Regions from separate parts of the Homo sapiens genome. Here region 1 is linked to region 2. Evidence: chromatin loops called from intact Hi-C (ENCODE). Cell type or tissue: heart right ventricle. All regions are shown on one strand. Each heading gives the region's core, and the rest is flanking DNA. Links, peaks and the distances in the headings are about the cores only.

Region 1 (8,979 bases), core at 1,708-6,707, 48 kb after region 2:
CAAATGAGCTGAGTGGTGCGATTAGACTCTGAAAGCCTCGGCTTCCATGTGTGTAAAATGGGTTAACAGTAACTTCCTCTTGGGATCCTTATAAGGACTTAGTGAGGCAGCCTATGCAAAGCACACAGCCCAGCAAGCAGCAAGCATTCAGTCCACAGTAGCTGTTAGCAGCAGTCGTAGCAAGAGTAGTAGTACCAGTACAAGTAGTAGTGTTAAAATAGAATTCCGTTCCAGCAAATCTATTAGCTGGGACTCTCAGACATTCTTATTTGGTTTCCCATCTCCCTCTCCTTACCAGGAATTGGGAATACATGTCCTTCCAATTTTTCTCAGTGCATGATTATTTCTTCCTTTGCACCAAGTCATCTAGGATAGGAAGGCCGTGCAGATTAAAGCAATCACACACTGAGCACTCCTGCATTCTGTTTATTTGGGTCTCTGGACATTGCATTTGATTTTTACCTAACTGCTGGGCCATGCTCCCATCATTTGGAATGGACAGTTTGGATTCTAAGGAAGATGATCAGCCACTTGTAAAGTGGACAGCTTCTCTCTTAAGGTTTTTCTTTCATTACCCACTAACCTCACTTCTGTTCTTTTTCTTTCTTCCCTATTTTTCATAAAGCATTGCAAATAAAAAGGTTAGCACAGCTCTTTTTCTCTTCCCTGATTCTCCATCCTTACCACTTGTGCTTGTCATATATTTCACTTATGTGTATGTAATAAACTTACAGTGCATTGTTGTTAGAAGCATATAAAGTTAATGTGTTGGCAGCCTGTTACCTTGTAGGGAAACTTAAAATTATAAAAATATTTTATTTCACCTCTATTTCACTTTTCCCCCAAATTTATTTATTTTTTTAGAATGACATAGAATTTTATGTATTTATTGTGTATAACATGATGTTTTAAAGTACACATACATTGTGAAATGGTTAAATCTAGTTCATTAACAAATGTACTGCCTCACAGTTATTTTTGGTTTTTTCGTGGTAAGAACACTTACTGGCAGTATCCCCTGCCAGAGCTAATCTCTCTCCTCAGTGTCCCCACGCCAAGCCTAATCTTCTGTGTCCCCTCCCACCCAGCACAGTGCGCTCCTAGCATTTTTTAACAATATCATTATTACTATAGTCACCTTGCTGTATAACAGAGCTCTTGAACTTATTCCTCCTGTCTAACTGTATGTATTCTTTGACAAACATCTCTCCAACCACCCTTCCCCATACCCTTCCCAGCCTCTAGTTACCTCCTTCCTACCCTCTGCCTCTATGAGATCAATATTTTTAGATTACACATATGACTGAGATCGTGCAGTTTTTGTCTTTCACTTCTGATGTTCTTTATATCTTTGTGTAGACCCAAGTTTCTAATCCACATCACCTACCTTTCACCTGAAAAACCTCCTTAACTTTCTTGTAGAATATGCCTGGGTGCAATGAATTCCCTGTGTTTGTTTGTCTGATAATATCTTCATTTCTCCATAACTTTTTAAAGCAACCTTACTGAGATAAATTTACATACCATAAAGTTCACCCATTCAAAATGTACAATAGTTTTTGGTATATTGATAGAGTTTTGCAATCATCTCCATAATGTAATTTTCAAACATGTTCATTCCAAAATGTCCCAAAAGAAACAATGCAAAGTAACTCCCATCATCCCTGCCTTTGGCTCCCCCCACCAGTCACTGGCAACAACATATTTATTTTCCTCTATGGACTAGCCTGTTCTAACTATTGCATATAAATTAGATCATAAGACAAGTGGTATCTTATAATTAGCTTCTTTTACTTAGCACATTTTGAGGGTTCATCTGAGTTGTAGCAGGTATCAGTACTTACTTCCTTTTTTATTGCCAAGTAATATTCCATTCTAGATATATCACATTTTGTTCATCCATTCAAGAATTAATGGGCATTTGGTTTGTTACCACTTTTTGACTACTATGAATAATGCTGCTACAAATATTCATGTTTAGATTTTTGTGTTGACATTTGTTTTTGTTTCTCTTGGGTGGATATTTAGAGGATAGAAATTGTCAGTTTATATGGTACCTGTAGAGTCAACATTTTCAAGAACTACAAAAGGATTCTCAACCGGGCGTGGTGGCTCATGCCTGTAATCCCAGCACTTTGGGAGGCTGAGGCGGGCAGATCACGAGGTCAGGAGATCGAGACAATCCTGGCTAACAAGGTGAAACCCCATCTCTACTAAAAAAATACAAAAAATTAGCAGGGCATGGTGGCGGGCACCTGTAGTCCCAGCTACTCAGGAGGCTGAGGTAGGAGAATGGTGTGAACCCAGGAGGCAGAGCTTGCAGTGAACTGAGATCGCACCACTGCACTCCAGCCTGGGTGACAGAGCCAGACTCCGTCTCAAAAAAAAAAAAAAAGGAATCATCCAAGGTTCCTGGACCATTTTACATTGCCATCCCCAATGTATAAGAACTTCAATTTCTCCACATCCTCATCAGCACTTATTATTGTCTGTTTTATTTTACCTATCTTAGTGAGTGCAAAATGGTATCTCACTGTGGTTTGACATTCCCTTCTCTAATTAATAATGTGATATTGAATGTCTTTTTATTTGCATGTTAGCCATTCATATTTTTTTGGAGAAATAACTATTCAAATTTCTTACCCATTTGTTATATGGGCTATTTGTCTTTCCTTTATTGAACTGTAAGCATTTTTCATATAAATTTTTCATAAAAATCCCTTTATGGATATATGATTGGCATACATTTTCCCCCGATTTGTGTGTTTTCTTTTTCTTTTATGCCCTTTACAGCACAAACTTTTTTAAAAAGTTTAAAATTTTGGAACTTACCTATAATTTCAGAAGTCCAACTTATCTATATTCCCTTTTATTAGCTGTGTTTAGGGATTATATCTAGGAAATCATTTTTAAAAGCAAGATATTGAAGATTTATTCCTGTATTTTTTCCAAAAATTTTAAAGCTTCGCTTTTACATTTAGGCCTATGATCCACTTTGTGCTAATTTTGGTATATGGTATGAAGTAGGGATTACAAAGGACCATGAACAGCCAAAGCGATCTTGGGCAACAAGAACAAAGCTGTAAGCATCACAATACTTAATTTCACATTACAAAGCTGTAAGTAATCAAAACAGCATGGTACTGGCATGAAAAAAGACACATGAACCAATGGACTAAGATAGAAAGCCCAAAAATAAACTCACACATTTATGGTCAGTTGATTTTCAACAAAGGTGCTAAGAACACACGATGGGGAAGGGACAGTCTCTTTAATAAATGGTGTTGGGAAAACTAGATATTCACAAGCAGAATAATGAAATATGACCTTTATCTCACATCACAAACAAGAATAAACTCAAAGTGAGTTAAAGACTTACATTTAAGACCTAAAACTGTAAAACCACTGAAATAAAACATAGGGGAAAAGCTCCATGACATTGGTTTGGGCAATTATTTTTTGGCTATGACCCCAAAAGCACAGACAACAAAAGTGAAAATCAGACAAATTGGATTAAGTTGAACTATAAAGCTTCTGCCCGGTGAAGAAAACAATCAAAGTGACAACCTACAGAACAGGAGAATATATTAGGACATCAGACATCTGATAAAGGGCTAAAACCCAATATGTAATAGATAAAAGGCTAATATCCAATATGTAAAAGAAACCCCAGCAACTCAATAACAAGACAACTGATTGTTCTACATGAGGATACCCAGTTGTCCCAAAAACATTTCTTGAAAAGACTATTCTTTCCACACCGAATTGTCTTGGCTCCTTTGTTGAAAATTAAATAAGTATAAATGTAAGGGTTTATTTCTGGACTCTGAATTCTATTTGTTTGATGTATCTATCTGTCTTTATACCAATGCCACACTATCTTTGTTACTGCATCTTTGTAGTAAATTTTGAAATTGATAAGTATGAGCCTACCTACTTCCTTCTTCCCATCATAGCCTGAACTACTTTTTCAGGTTAACTTTGGAATGCCCTTGGCAAAGAAGAGGGGTCCATTCAGATGACTGGACGCATGTGACCAAGGTGGTTGGGCACATGGCAAGGTGGTCTTGATACATGTGCCCAAGGTGGTCGGGGCACATGTGCAATCCCAGCTGTGATCCCAGTATAGCCTCCTGAGTAGCTGGGACTATAGGCACATGCCACCATGAGGGGCCGTAGAATTTTATTTCTGGTTTACACTCAGGTAATTTTTGTATTTTTAACACCGACGGGGTTTTGCCTTGTTATCCAGAATGGTCTTGAACTCCTGACCTCAGGTGATCCACCCGCCTTGGCCTCCCAAAGTGCTAGAATTATAGGCATGAGCCACTGTGCCTGGCCTGATTCATGTATTGTTTTTGACAATGTCCTGCAGTATGAATTGTTCCAAAGTCTGATCCGATTGAACCCAGGCTCCTTGGCAAGGGCAAAGAATTAGCCTCTCTGGGGCAGCATCTCTGCACTGTGGTGCAGAACCTAGGTGGAGGAAGGATTTTGCTTTCTTCCATCTACCTCACACAGATCCTCTGTGTGGCAGGAGCTGTGTGTGGCAGAGGCACTGGTGCTGTAACCCAACTGCTGCCACGTCACCCACTATGGGTCTTTCACAACCTGGTCAGAGGAGATGAGATGGGCTGATGTCCACTGGCTGCCACCTCTGCCTGGAGCAGAGCTTCCGCCTTAGGAAGCTGGGAGAGATGGGAGGTGTGACTAACAGCCATGCCTGCTGAAGTGGCTGTCCTGCCACACAGATGTGTGAGGGACGCAAGGGCTGTACTCTTTGCCAGCTGCCCCTCCCAAATCCTCCCTACAGAGCAGGAGTTGGACGTGGGCAAATAGGCAGCACCCAGCTGCTGGTGTTCATGTGATATGGGCCTTACTTTGCATGGAGCTGTGAAAAATGGTATTTCTCATGTTCAAGGGCTGGCAAGACCACCTAAAGTAGCTCTTCCACCTCCAGGAGCTGGGGAGATGACAACAGCTGCTCATGTGCTGAGGATACACAGTTGCTCCATGAGGCAGAGTTGAGGGAAATGGGTTTAATTCCTCCCCCATATGGCATAGCCTCCCACATTTCTGTCATCTAAAAGACCATCAGGATGGCTAAATGGTAGAAAGGAGAGCTTGATTGGTGATGTTTATGGAGAGTCAAACTCTGTAAAATATTTGAAGAGATGTACTCTAAGCCAAAAAATGGATGACCTCAGGAGAACTTGAGAACATGTGCCCAAGGTGGTCAGGCACAGCCTAGTTTTATACATTTTAGGGAGACATGAGACATCAATCAAATACCTGTAAGATTTACATTGGTTCGATCTGGAAGGATGGGACAACTCAAAGCAAGCAGGGTTCCAGGTCATAGAAAGAAATGTCTGGATTATGATAAGGGGTTGTGGAGAACAAGGTTTTATCATGCAGATGAAGCCTTTAAGTAGCAGGCTTCAAAGGTAATAGATTGTAAATGCTGGTTGAATTTTCCTGAATTCCAAAAGGGAGGATGGTATAATGAGATATGTTCAAACCTGCTTCCCATCATGGCCTGAACTACTCTTTCAGGTTAACTTTGCAATGCCCTCGGCCAAAAGGAGAGGTCCTTTCAGATAACTGAGAGGCCTTAGAATGTTATTTCTGGTTTACAGTGTTATCAGTTTGGAAACTGCATCTCAAGCATGGACCACAGGTGCTCTCTCTTTGAAGAGGGGGAAGGACAGGTTGGGTTTTTTACCTCACAGGTCCTGAATCACACAATAGAGAGAGACAAACGTCTTCAGGAGGTTTGGGGAAAAGCTGTACCTATTCCCGAGGGGAGCCAAGCACATTCACAATGGGTAAACATATATGTAACATACGTCCCATGCTCACTTTGGGGTGGGTGTTAGCATTAAAGTGAGGTGGAATTTGGGTCTTTATTTCAAAAGGGGTGAACTATAGACACAAAGACAGTTTGTATGCAGTCTCTAGAAGCTGCTGAAACTGGCTTAAGATCTGCAGTCGCTTATCAGGAAAGAGCATCAGTGAGGCCAGTCCTCTGTCCATTCAGAGCTGCAGTGACCTGGGTTGTAAATCAGGGTTAAGAGGGATCTGATCATTTGCCTGCTAGCTCCCATTCTTAGAGAATTTAACAAAAGTGTGGGTTTCTTGTAGCCATAGGAATTTAGGAAGATGCCATGCCAGCCAAGCTGAACCCTCCAGCCATCATTAACTTTTGTTTCCTTAACCTTAGTGTCCATCATGGTTGATGAAGGGGAGTCTGTTTTGGTCTCTCAGATCACAGTTCTTACTGAGTTTCCATAGGTTTCATTGAATAAATGGTTCTCAGCTTGCTATATATAGTTGTCAATTAGTTATAATCCCTTGATTAGACCCCCAATGATGTTGAATGATGTATATGCTAATCTTACCAACTTAATATATGTTTCTCCATGGGAGAAGTTTCCCTGAGCCCCGCATACCATAATTGTTGACTGCATTTTGTCTTTATTATGATTTCCTTATGGCACCTTTTAATAGAGTAAGATTAATAAAAGCCAGAAGCATTTGCAATAACATTTTTAATGTTACTATATAAAGCCTTTATCTCATCCATCTGGGCCACTGCTTCTGGCATTTACTTTCCTAAATTGTTACAATTTCCCCCAATCCAACACACAAACCCACATCAACTCCTGATATTTGTAAGCCCTTGTGTTGTATTCCCTGTGTAATTTGAATCTTCTCCTGCTCCAGCTGTGTCTTGTCTCTACTTGGGGTACAATTAATAGCAGAGCCAGTCATGTCCTACCAGCATTCCTTTTATACAGGCTGGATATATGTGTGAGTATAACCAACTTTTTATTTCATTTTATTTTGCACAGTGCAGCACTGAGACCTTAGAATTTTTCTGCTAATAACTCTCAAGACTTCTTTGCACAGCTACTTTTAAGATAGTTAACCTATAATTTTTTATCTTTACTATGTTATTATTTTTGATAGGATTTAGCATGACTCCCAAAATATATTTTACACTGGCCAAAAAGAAAAAAAAACCCTCTAAATTGTTTAAGGACAAACGTATTTCTAAAAATTTATTTTTCAATTGTTACATTTCTCAGTGTATTCATTTGCTGGGGCTGCTGTACCAAAGTACCACAGACTGGGTGACTCAAACAACAGAACCACATTGTCTTACAGTCCAGATGCCCAAGATGAAGCCATCCACAGGGTGGTGGTGCCTTCTCAAAACAATGAGAGGGACTCTATTTCATGCCTTTCTATTTCTGGTGGTTTGCTGGTGATCTTTGGCATACTTGGTTTGCAAAGGCATCATTCCCATTGTTGCCTTTATCTTCATATGGTGTTCTCCCCTGTGTGGTATCTGTGTCCAAATCATTTCTTCTTAAAAGAACACCAGTCATGTTGGATTAGGGGCCCAGCCTACTCCAGCATGGCCTCATCTTAACTAACTATAGTTGCAATGACCCTGTTTCCAAAAAGATCACATTCTGAGGTACTGGGTGTTGGGATGTCAACATATGCATTTTGAAGGGATAAAATTCAAGCCATAAAAATCAGCAACTTCATATATATATTTCCCTAACTTACTTTGTTTTATTTTCCAGGTCATTGACTAACAACATCAACAATGAAATGAATCTGAGAAAACAGGAAATTGAGAGCAAGAGAAAAAAAAGTTAATTATACTGATTTTGTATAAGACCCCTTTGAACACATTTTTAAAAAATCAAATAGAAGGTGCCCAGGTCCACTGTGCCTTGTGAATATTTGTCTTGTATATCCTAGAGATCTACGCATTCATGTGGGAATTGAAAAGGACCCACATTTTACTAGAAGCATCGTTCATTTTTGCCTCAAAACAATGCCCACATGTCAGAAGAACTTTCACAATTCACAGGAACAGTGACCTAATTAACCAACCATAAAATTGCCAAATCCCTACTTCTCATTGTTTAATATGCTTAGAAAACCCATTCAAATTGTGAATTATCAAGTGAGCTTACACTGATAAATAGATCCAATATTTAGGAATTTTTAAATCTTCCATTCCTTTTTTTTTTTTGTCTTTTTAAAAATAGAACATTAGAATATGTCCTCCAGGTTTTAGAGATGGGGGAGACATGCTTCCCTTTATTTCTCAGTAACTCAGCCAAAAAAAATCTGGAGAGAATGCAAAGACAGCTACTGGAAACTTTGAAAAGTAGATGTGAGCCCATCAGGGAAGAGCTAGAGAATCTGAAATCTACTCGAAAAAGTGAGTTTGATACTTTGTGTTCCTATCCTAACTCCACACAGCCTGAAACTTGGAAGTGAGCATGATGGAGTGGATACAGTGAGATGCAGAAGAAATCCTCCAGTTTGGGCTGGAAGGGAAAAAAGAGACCCCTAAAACTCAGAGACAGTGGAAGAAATTCCTGGTGTTTTTTTCTTCTCTTTTTCTCTGTTCTTCCACATAGCAATTTAGTATTGACTACAGCATCTCTGTTACAATGATAGCACCGAAATGTTGTAACCATATGGCCTGCAAAGCCAAAAATACTTATCTGACCATCTACAGGAAAAGTTTGCTGATCTGGATGAAATATTCTGATACTAAATATTCCATTTTGTGAGTATACCACAACTTAACTTAAAAATCTACCTCTAGTTGGCTATTTAGGCTTTTTGTTTGTCTGTTTTCTGGCATTATAAATTGTGCTGCTATAAGCTGGTTTGTGTGTGTCTCTGGATGGATATGAACAGTTTCCTAAGATTGTGTACCCTGAAAAATGCCAAGTCATAGGGTATGGCTGTATTGCAGCTTTTCCAATTTTTAATTTATCTTTTCACATTTTCTACAGTAACTTTTGATAAATAAAAGTTCCCTCCATACTCAAGTGAGCACATTCCTGTAACAGATCTCCTGTCGGTTCTCTTTCTCAGGAGAACCCTGACTAATATCTATTTATATTCTCATTTTTCACCAAAAATAAACAAGGCTTTGGT
Region 2 (8,979 bases), core at 1,798-6,797:
CCCAGGGATGATCTAATTTACTCCCATAATTTTTCAGATGAGAAAATTGAGACCCCAAAAGGTAAAATGGATAGCTAAGTTCACGTGATGTTAAGTGTAAAACAGGAAATAGAATTCCCCTTGTTGAGGGTGGAAGTATGTCCAATATTCCTTCCCAACCGCAGCCAGCAGTCCAGGGCCTGGGCAACACTCACAGCTCAGTAGCAGGGGTGAGTGCCTGCTCTGAGGTCCACGGTGGCCAAAGTGAGGCCATCAGTGTGTAGAATAGTGTGGGGCTGACCCCTCCCACATAGAGCACTATTACTGTACTCACTCTTGGAGGTGTGCTCCTGCATCCACTCTGAGGCATCTCAGAAAGAGTAGTTTCACCCACGGCAATTCAATCTATGACAGCAGGTCATTTCTCATCTTCCCATAAACAATCGGAATCAGAATTTGAGAAACAAACATTCATACAACATGCCTTATATTCCAGATAGCAGCTCTAGTACTTTTCACACATCCAGTATCTTATTTAATCCTCTACCTTATTTAGTTATTTAATCAGACTACCCTGTCTGGGTCATTGCCTCCACTCCACAGGGGGAGAAATGTAGGCTCCCAAAAGTCAAGTGATTTTTTGCCCTGCTAGGAAGTGGATGAACAACCAACGGAGACTGGGGTCTGTGTGATTCCAAAGCCCAGACATCTTGAGGCGTTTCTAGATAGAGCAATGTGCTGGTGTTGATGCAATCCAAAGAACAAGTGAAATTCCTTTTTTCCAGTTTGTGATTTAGAGCAAAGGCAGTTGAAGGTTTTGTTGTTGTTGTTTAATTAGGGACTAATATTAGAGTAAAACTGCAAAATGAAAACCCAAGCTGATAAGTCCGTGGAAAAATGGATACTTAGGCCATATTTATATATCTACAGTCAACATTTAGAGAGCCTAGATTAATAGAGCAAACAGAGTAATGGTGATTACCCTGGTAACAAAATCTCCATTAAGCCTTGCTTGAGGAGAAAATGAAAAGCTTGAACATCTGTCAGGTTCAGCAAGAGTTCACTTAGGATCAAAAGAGTTATGTGCTCTTTTTTCCTTATAATCAAAATTACCAGAATGAGAACAGATCATTGTCTGGGAGCTCCGTGGTTGAGAAACCCCACTAGGGTCCACGAAACAACATGGAGTGACTTATGTCATCCGCACAACCTCTCAGGGTCAAATCAAGGCCTGGCTCCCTGGAGTTTCTTCCCACACAGAACAAACCATTGCCAGAAATCTTAATGTGTCATTAAACCAAATTTAGCCCGTGGTTTCAGGTTCACTTTTAAAAGGAACTTGTTAGCACATGAGTTGCATTTGATAAGCAAAGCCATCTGGCATTTTAAAAATTGCCCTTTTTGCCTTACCAGATGAAGAAAGAGTGTCCAAGAAGTTGGAGCTATGTCAGATTTTCATTTTCCTTCTCTTCTTGGGCAGAACAGTTTAAGCCAACCATCTCACATTGGAAGAATAGCAGCTCCAGCCCAGCATTTATTGGAGCTTTCCTCTTCCTGGCTAGTACCTGCCATCAGGTTGGTAATATTTTGCCATCCTTCATAGGGGCATGGATAGACATACATGCACCTGCTAAAGGCAGTGCTGTGTACTTTTTCTTTTTCAAAACATATTATTTGGCAATGTGTTTTTTCATCCAATAGGATATTTGGGGGGGATTTGTTCATTCCACAAAAATCTACCTTATCATATCTATCTCATATCTGAGATTAGAGCTGCTTCCTCCAGCTTGGGTCTCAGAGCAAGAACACACCCAAGGCTGACCAGAGCCGACCTGCAGCCCCCGCACGGAATGGCTGAGAAAGAGGCAGTTACTGCCGTAACACACTGGAATCGTGGGGTCCCTCAATACCATAGCAAAGGCGGAAAATGGCAACCAAATCCTGAGAAGTAGAATTGCTGAGTCTTAAGTCCATTCCACAAACACTTTGAAGAGAGATGTTTTGAATATACTGTTCTGGATTCTGGAGATCATAGTCGTAAACAACAGTGAAGGAAACCAAGTTCCCCAAGTTAGGGTGCTTACATCTTGTGAATATTATCCTTTTTAAAGTTTTAATAGGTGCTTAAAAAATTGCCCTTCTCTCTACTATTTGTTGATAAAGATAGAAAGAGGGAATTCATGGTGCTTTCTCTTTCCAGATTTTCTCTTCTATTTTCCAATCTTTTAAAAAAAATTCTCACTCTAAGCATGGGCTCAGCAAATCTGGATGTCAATCAACCAGCTCTTTCCCTAGGAGCCCCTGGCAGCCAAAGTGGATGCCTGTGGAGTATCCCCTTGGCAGCCCTACCCTTCAGCTTCCCTTTGACTTCCCTCCTCTGTATAAAGGGCAGACTTGGCTTTACTACACCAAAGTGTCACACACATGAGATTACGGAAGGTCATTGTTTACATGGCATGAATCCTAGGTGGGAGCGGGTCCTTCTGTGGTGGCATGGCCATGCTAGGCTGTGAGCCCATGGCTATCTGTGGAGTGGGACAAGTGGAATGGCCAGCCTGAGAGCCACTGGTGGGGTGGGAGTGTGGAGAGGGGAAGACCCCGACTCCAGAGCTCATCCTGGCGAGGTCAAGATGCATCATGGAGGTGGGCATAATGATCCCAGCCCCTGCTTGCCTTCCAAGTGACACACTTTTCCCTAGCCCCTTCCTGTCTGTTCTGTTCTTCAACATTGGTGTCTTGCTGAGTCAGGGCCCCATGTGGAAGTACTTGCCCGGGCTCCTGATACCTTAGTTGGGGCCAGCTACCCGTCTCAAAAAAGACAACCAGTCTTCAGAACATGGAGCTGATGTCCCTTTAGAAACTCGCTGCTGCTTCTTAGGGGCACTGCAGGGAGGAGGGAATGTGCCCGGCTTACTCTGGAGCCTAGAAGGTAGCACTTATTTTGAGAGTTAAAGGAACTTTCCCATTGTTCATTGGAAAAGCTGAAGCATATAATGGCTGGTGAGCACTCCTGGCTAGGGGCCTCTGAGTTGAATCCATCTTCTCTTCTAGGGCTACATGTATCTGCTGGGCTGGGTCTTCCTCTGGCTCCAGCCTTTATTTCCAGGCAATTACCTCCAGCTCTTGTACTTCCCTGGTCTGCTTTTCCCACTTGGTCTATGTCTATGCGGCCTCCTGCTGCCATATCCACGAGGGTTATGACCAACATGTCCCCATGTTCTTGAACCGCCTGCCTATAAGCATCTTTGGAAATGTGGCACCCTCATTTAACAAAGTACACCCTCCAAAAGTCAGGCACCACCATGCAGTAAACAGCAGCAAACATAAGCACTCACTTTTTGCATGTACTCTTCAAAAAAATGTGCATGTATTGGCTGGCCTCGGTGGCTCACGCCTGTAATCCCAACACTTTGGGAGGCTGAGATGGGCAGAGATCAAGACCATCCTGGCCAACATGGTGAAACCCCATCTTTACTAAAAAATACAAAAATTAGCTGGGTGTGGTGGCACGTGCCTGTAGTCTCAGCTATTTGGGAGGCTGAGGAAGGAGAATCGCTTGAACCTGGGAGGTGGAGGTTGCCGTGAGCTGAGATAGCACCACTGCACTCCAGCCTGGTGACAGAGCGAGACTCCATCTCAAAACATGTCCATGAATTAATCTTCACACAATCTTATACAGTTAGCTGGTATTATTACTCCATTTTAAAGGTGAGGAAATTGAAACACAGAGCAGTTAAGTACCTAGCCCAAGGTCACACAGCTATTCAGAAGCTTATCTAGGAATCAAACCTAGATGTGCTTAATCCAGAATCTGTGATCAACACTATTTAAACGCAACCTGAAGAAGGCAACTAGTGTAGGGGTTAGTATTAAGGAAGTAAACTCAGCAGAACTGGCTCATTCCTAGATTGGAAAAGAGTGAGGGTGAGGAGGCAATGAAGAATGATCCTGAGTGCCTGGTTTAGGTGGAACCATCTGGCACTTGTCAGAGAAGAAAAGAATCAAAAGGCAGAGTCACAGGTGTGGGAGATAACAGGCTGAGCATTGAGTTCTGGGGCCCGTGGGACTGCACGTGGATGGCTTGCAGGCTCAGCTTTGGCCTAGGGAGTCAGACCCTGCCTGCTTCTGGGCCCCAGAGCCACCCCCATCCACTTGTGATCTGGGAAAGTCATTTAACACCAGGACCCTTGTTTTCTTATCTGTAACATGGAGATGCTGGTAACTCGTGCCTCATAAAATCACTTGATGTGGGTGAGAGAGAAAGCTAAGTGTTGATGACAGTGTGGGCCTGACCGTGCCTGAGTAAGCCCCATGGGAACACAGCCGTGGTGGGAAGCAGCTTCCCAGCAGCCCTCCCCGCCATCGGGAGAATCCCCTGAGGCCATGAGAGGGTCTCAGGGAGGTGGACGGCCCATCAAGTGAGAACCGAGGGCACTGTGCACTCCTGAATCCTAGGACTCCTCTTAGGTAAGCCTTTGAGATTTTACTTTGTTTTGGATAAACTGATTCTTCCAATATATATATATATATATATATATATATATATATGTATATCAAAATCTCACTAACTTAGCAAAATTATAGTTAGATAGTAAAAATAGGTTCTAATTCTCTATAGCACTGAGGGTGAATATAGTTAAGAATACTTTATGTTTTCTAAAAGCTAGAAGATTTTGAATGTTCCTAACACAAAGAAATAATAAATATTTGATGTAATAGATATGCTAATTACCCCAATTTGATCTATTTTATATACATATAGAAATGTCACTCCATATCCCATAAATATGTGCAATTATTATGTGTCAACTGAAAATAAAAGAAAAAATACCAATAAAATATGAAACTTGATTTTAAAAAAATCTTACACACTTAGTAACAGCAAAATAACTGAGTGGTAAACATCATCTTATGTCTGCCCTAGAACGTCAGGAAATAAATTCTGAAGCTAGAAAAGGGATTCCTGCATTTCTAAGAGTGTTGACGTTACTATCTGGACCAGCCAGCTGCACTGAGAGGTGGTCCTACTGACTCAGCACGTGCTTGAATCACAGGGTTCAGGTGGTAGATGGGTGAGCGGCACTGATTTCAGATTAAAACAGCAACTCTCTAGAGACCTTATTTCTATTAATATGTTCTACTGCTGGGACTGACTACAGCATCTAACAGGCCACTTCACTGTTTTGTTTTAAAGATTTAAAACAGATCAGAGTCAAAGCTTGCATTCTTTGACCCTCTATCTGGTTGATGATTCTGAGTAAAAGGAGAATGGGTGTGACTGACTCAGCTCCATGGGACATAAAGCAAGATAAAAATGAGGGCACAATGGAAAACAAGTGACAGCAGTGAGAAGCAGAGCATCCTCTCTGCTGCGAAGCATGTTGTCTGTGTCGTTGGCAATGCTGGAGAAGCTATTGGACAGAAAGGGGAACTAAAAAAGTGTGGCTCCCACAGTACATCCAACTGGGCTTGTTTAAGACACACACATAAAGTGCTGGACTGGAGGGAAATTGGAGACTATGTGGCCACACACTTGCACCAACAGCCAGAATGGGGAAGTGGCCTAGTGAAGCTTAGCTGTGCAGAACCGGGTTCCCAGCTCCTGATTCCTGATGCCAATTAATTCCTAGTAACCAGGTTTTATTTGTATTTTGTTCAAAGCCCTCCTTCTCTGTGCAGCATCCCTAGGCCCTCTGTCCTGGAGGGGTGCCTTCCCCTCTGACATGGCACTACCACCTGTCATCTCTGCCCAGCCCGGGCTGGGCACTTTCTTCAACCTTTTGTTGCGGCCACTTTCCTTGACTTTCATCTTCTAGAGTGGGAGATTGAAGGGATGAGAAAATTGCAGTTCAGAGATGTTAAGGAGCATATCCAAGGTCAAAGCCCACTTGAAAGAGAATTTGTTGAGGTCCCCAGAAAGTTAGCCACTACTTGCTTTTGACTCCCCTGCCTACCTGACCACCTCTTCTCTGAGTACACAGAGTGGCTCTGAGGAAACTGCAGGTGAACCCCACCTGTGCCAGCCCCTGGAAGCCACCAGTCTGTTTTCTGATATAATGATTTCGCTTTTTCCTTTTTGGTAAGGTTATATACATGTATTTATATAGCCATTTGGTCTTGCTTCTTTTACTGAGCAAAATTTATTTAGAATTTTCTTCATTGAAAAGTTTTTACCTGCAAATTTAATGCCTTTAATAGATATAGGACTACTGGTTATCTATTTCTTTTTTTAATGAGTTTTGATAATTTTAATCTTCCACGGAATTGGTCTATATCACATAAGTTTCCAAAATTATGGGCATAATGATGCTTTGTGGATTCTGTTATTATTTTGTAATGTCTGTGGGATCAGCAATGATGCTTCCTGTTTGAGTCATAATATTAATAATCTAGGTTTTCTTGTTTTCTTTATGATCCTCACTACAGCTATGGCAATTGTATTGATCCTGTTTTAAGAACAAGATTTGTTTCCTCTGTTGTTTTTCTGTTTTCTGTTATTAATTATATCAACCTGCTCTAATTTATTCTATTTTATTCTTTCTGCTTGTTTTAGTTTTAATTTTATTCTTTTCTCTAGTTTCTAGTTTTCCTAAGTAGAATATTAGGTTAATAAATTTAAATCTTTCTTTCTAATATAAGGCTTTAATGTTATAAATTTCCCTCTAAGCACGCATTTAGTTGTATTCCCCCAAATTTTGATATGTTTTATTTTCATTCTCTTTTCATTTTTTAAATTAATACACTTTTTAAGAGCAGCTTTGGGCTTACAGAAAAATTAAGCATATAGCACAGAGAGTTCTATCTATACCTATTATTCACCCAAACACACGCACACACGGTTTACCCTAGCTTTTTTGTTTGTTTGTTTGTTTGTTTGTTTGACATGGAGTTTCGCTCTTTTGCCCAGGCAGCAGTGCAATGGCGTGATCTCGGCTCGCTGCAACCTCTGCCTCCCGGGTTCAAGCAATTCTCCTGCCTCAGCCTCCCAAGTAGCTGAGATTACAGGCATCTGCTACCATGCTTGGCTAATTTTATATTTTTAGTAGAGACAGGATTTCTTCATGTTGGTCAGGCTGCTCTCGAACTCCCGACCTCAGGTAATCCGCCCACCTCGGCCTCCCAAAGTGCTGGGATTACAGGCGTGAGCCAGCACGCCCGGCCAGTTTACCCTAGTATTAACATCTTGGATTAGGGTGGTACTTTTGTTACAGTTGATAAGCCAATATATACATTATTTTAACTAAAGTTCATAATTTACATTAGGATTTATTCTTTTTATTGTATATTCTACGGGTTTTGACAAACTTATCATGATTTGTATTCACCATTACTGTATCCTATAAAAGAATTTTACTGCCCTAAAAATTTCTGTGCTGTAACTGTTTATCTGTCCTTTCCTTCTCCCAAATCCCTGGCAATGACTGAACTATTCACGGTGTCTGTAGTTTTGCCTTTTCCAGAATATCAGGTAGTTGGAATCATGTAGTATGAAGTCTTTTCCAATTGGCTTCTTTTACTTAGCAATATGCATTTAAGTTTCCTTTATGTATTTTTACAGCTTGATGGCTCAAACTTTTTATCACTGAATAATACTTTTTTACTTTTTTCACTGAATAATAATTCAGTATATGGATGCACCACAGTTTATCCTTTATCCATTCACCTATTGAAGGACATCTTGGTTGCTTTCAACTTTCGGTAATTATGAATAAAACTGCTAAAATATTTGTGTGCAGGTTTTTGTATGGACAGAAGTTTTCAACTCATTTTGGTAAATACCAAGGGCTATAATAGCTGGATCATATGGTAAGCATATGTTTAATTTTGTAAGAAACTGCCAAACTCTCTTCCCAACTGGCTGTGTGGGAAGTGACCGTTTGTATTACCAACAATGAATGAGAATGCCTGCTGCCCCTTATCCTTGCCAGCATTTGATGTTGTCAGTGTTTTGGATTTTAACCATTTTAATAGATGTATAGGAATAGCTTACTGTTGCTTTAATTTACAATTTTCGAATGACATATGATGTTAAGAATCTTTTCATATGCTTATTTGGTGAGCTGTTCATATCTTTTGCCTGTTTTTTCAAATTGCTTTGTTTTCTTATTGTTGAGTTTTAACAGTTCTTTGTGTATTCTGGATGCAAGTCCTTTATCAGATCTGCAAATATTTTCTCCAAGTCTGTGGCTTCTCATTTTATTTTCTTGACAGTGTCTTTTACTGAGCAACAGTTTTTAATTCTAATAAAGTCCAACTCTTTTTTAATTTTAATAAAATCCATAAAATTTTGCTTTCATAGATTGCCCTCTTGGCAATGTATCTAAAAAGTCATCACCAAATTTAAGGTCACCTAGATTTTCTCTTATTCTGTCTTCTACAGGTTGCATTGTTCTGTTTTTTACATTTAGATCCCTGATCTAAGTTACTTTTAGAGAAAAGTGTGAGGTCTGTGTGTAGATTATGTTGTTGTTGCTGTTGTTTGTGGATGTCTATTTCTTCCAGCACCATTTGTTGAGAAGACTATGCTTTCTCTATTGAAATGCTTTTTTGCTCCTTTGTCAAAAAAATCAGTTGTCTATATTTATGTGAGCCTTTTCTGGGCTCTCTGTTATGTTTCATAATCTAGCCATTCTTTCCTTGTCTTGATTACTGTGGCTTTATAGTTACTCTTTAAATCAGGTAGTGTCAGTCTGCTGACTGTTTTTCTCTTTCAATATTGTGTTGGCTATTCCGGTTTTTTGCTTTTATACAAAACTTTAGAATTAGTATGTTGATATCTACAAAATAACTTGCTGGAAATATTACTGGGATTGCATTGAATCTCTATATTTAGTTGGGAGAAACTGACATCTTGATAATATTCCGTATACATGGAATATCATTCTGTATATTTAAATCTTCTTTGATTTGTTTCATCACAGTTTTATAGTTTTCCTTATATAGATTTTGCACATATTTTGATAAATCTGGTACTTTTTTGTTAGATTTATACTTACATCT

The links. Hi-C counts contacts between places; a loop is a spot of excess contacts. Peaks named below come from ENCODE experiments on the same cell type or tissue, not always from the same donor. Only the 100,000 strongest peaks of a DNase experiment are listed, where the experiment ranks them.
Region 1: a loop joins it to region 2, with 2.4 times the contacts of the local background. A loop is called at or near these places in 7 of 110 quality-filtered maps.

What each region holds. Positions count from the first base shown.
Region 1 is chr15:26,438,831-26,447,809 of GRCh38, forward strand. It overlaps LINC02248 (long intergenic non-protein coding RNA 2248), which reads left to right. Exons shown (of 6, transcript XR_001751453.2): 2 at 7,599-8,602. The region is part of intron 5 of LOC105370740 (a long non-coding RNA gene); the gene reads right to left. Among named protein-coding and RNA genes, the nearest start is that of LINC02248, 48 kb to the left of the region's middle. In heart right ventricle, for the core only: no CTCF peak of the experiment used is centred there; a DNase peak (open chromatin) is centred at 4,682.
Region 2 is chr15:26,390,799-26,399,777 of GRCh38, forward strand. It overlaps LINC02248 (long intergenic non-protein coding RNA 2248), which reads left to right and starts at 4,259. Exons shown (of 6, transcript XR_001751453.2): 1 at 4,259-4,446. In heart right ventricle, for the core only: no CTCF peak of the experiment used is centred there; no DNase peak of the experiment used is centred there; H3K4me3 peaks cover 1,138 bases; H3K27ac peaks cover 1,381 bases.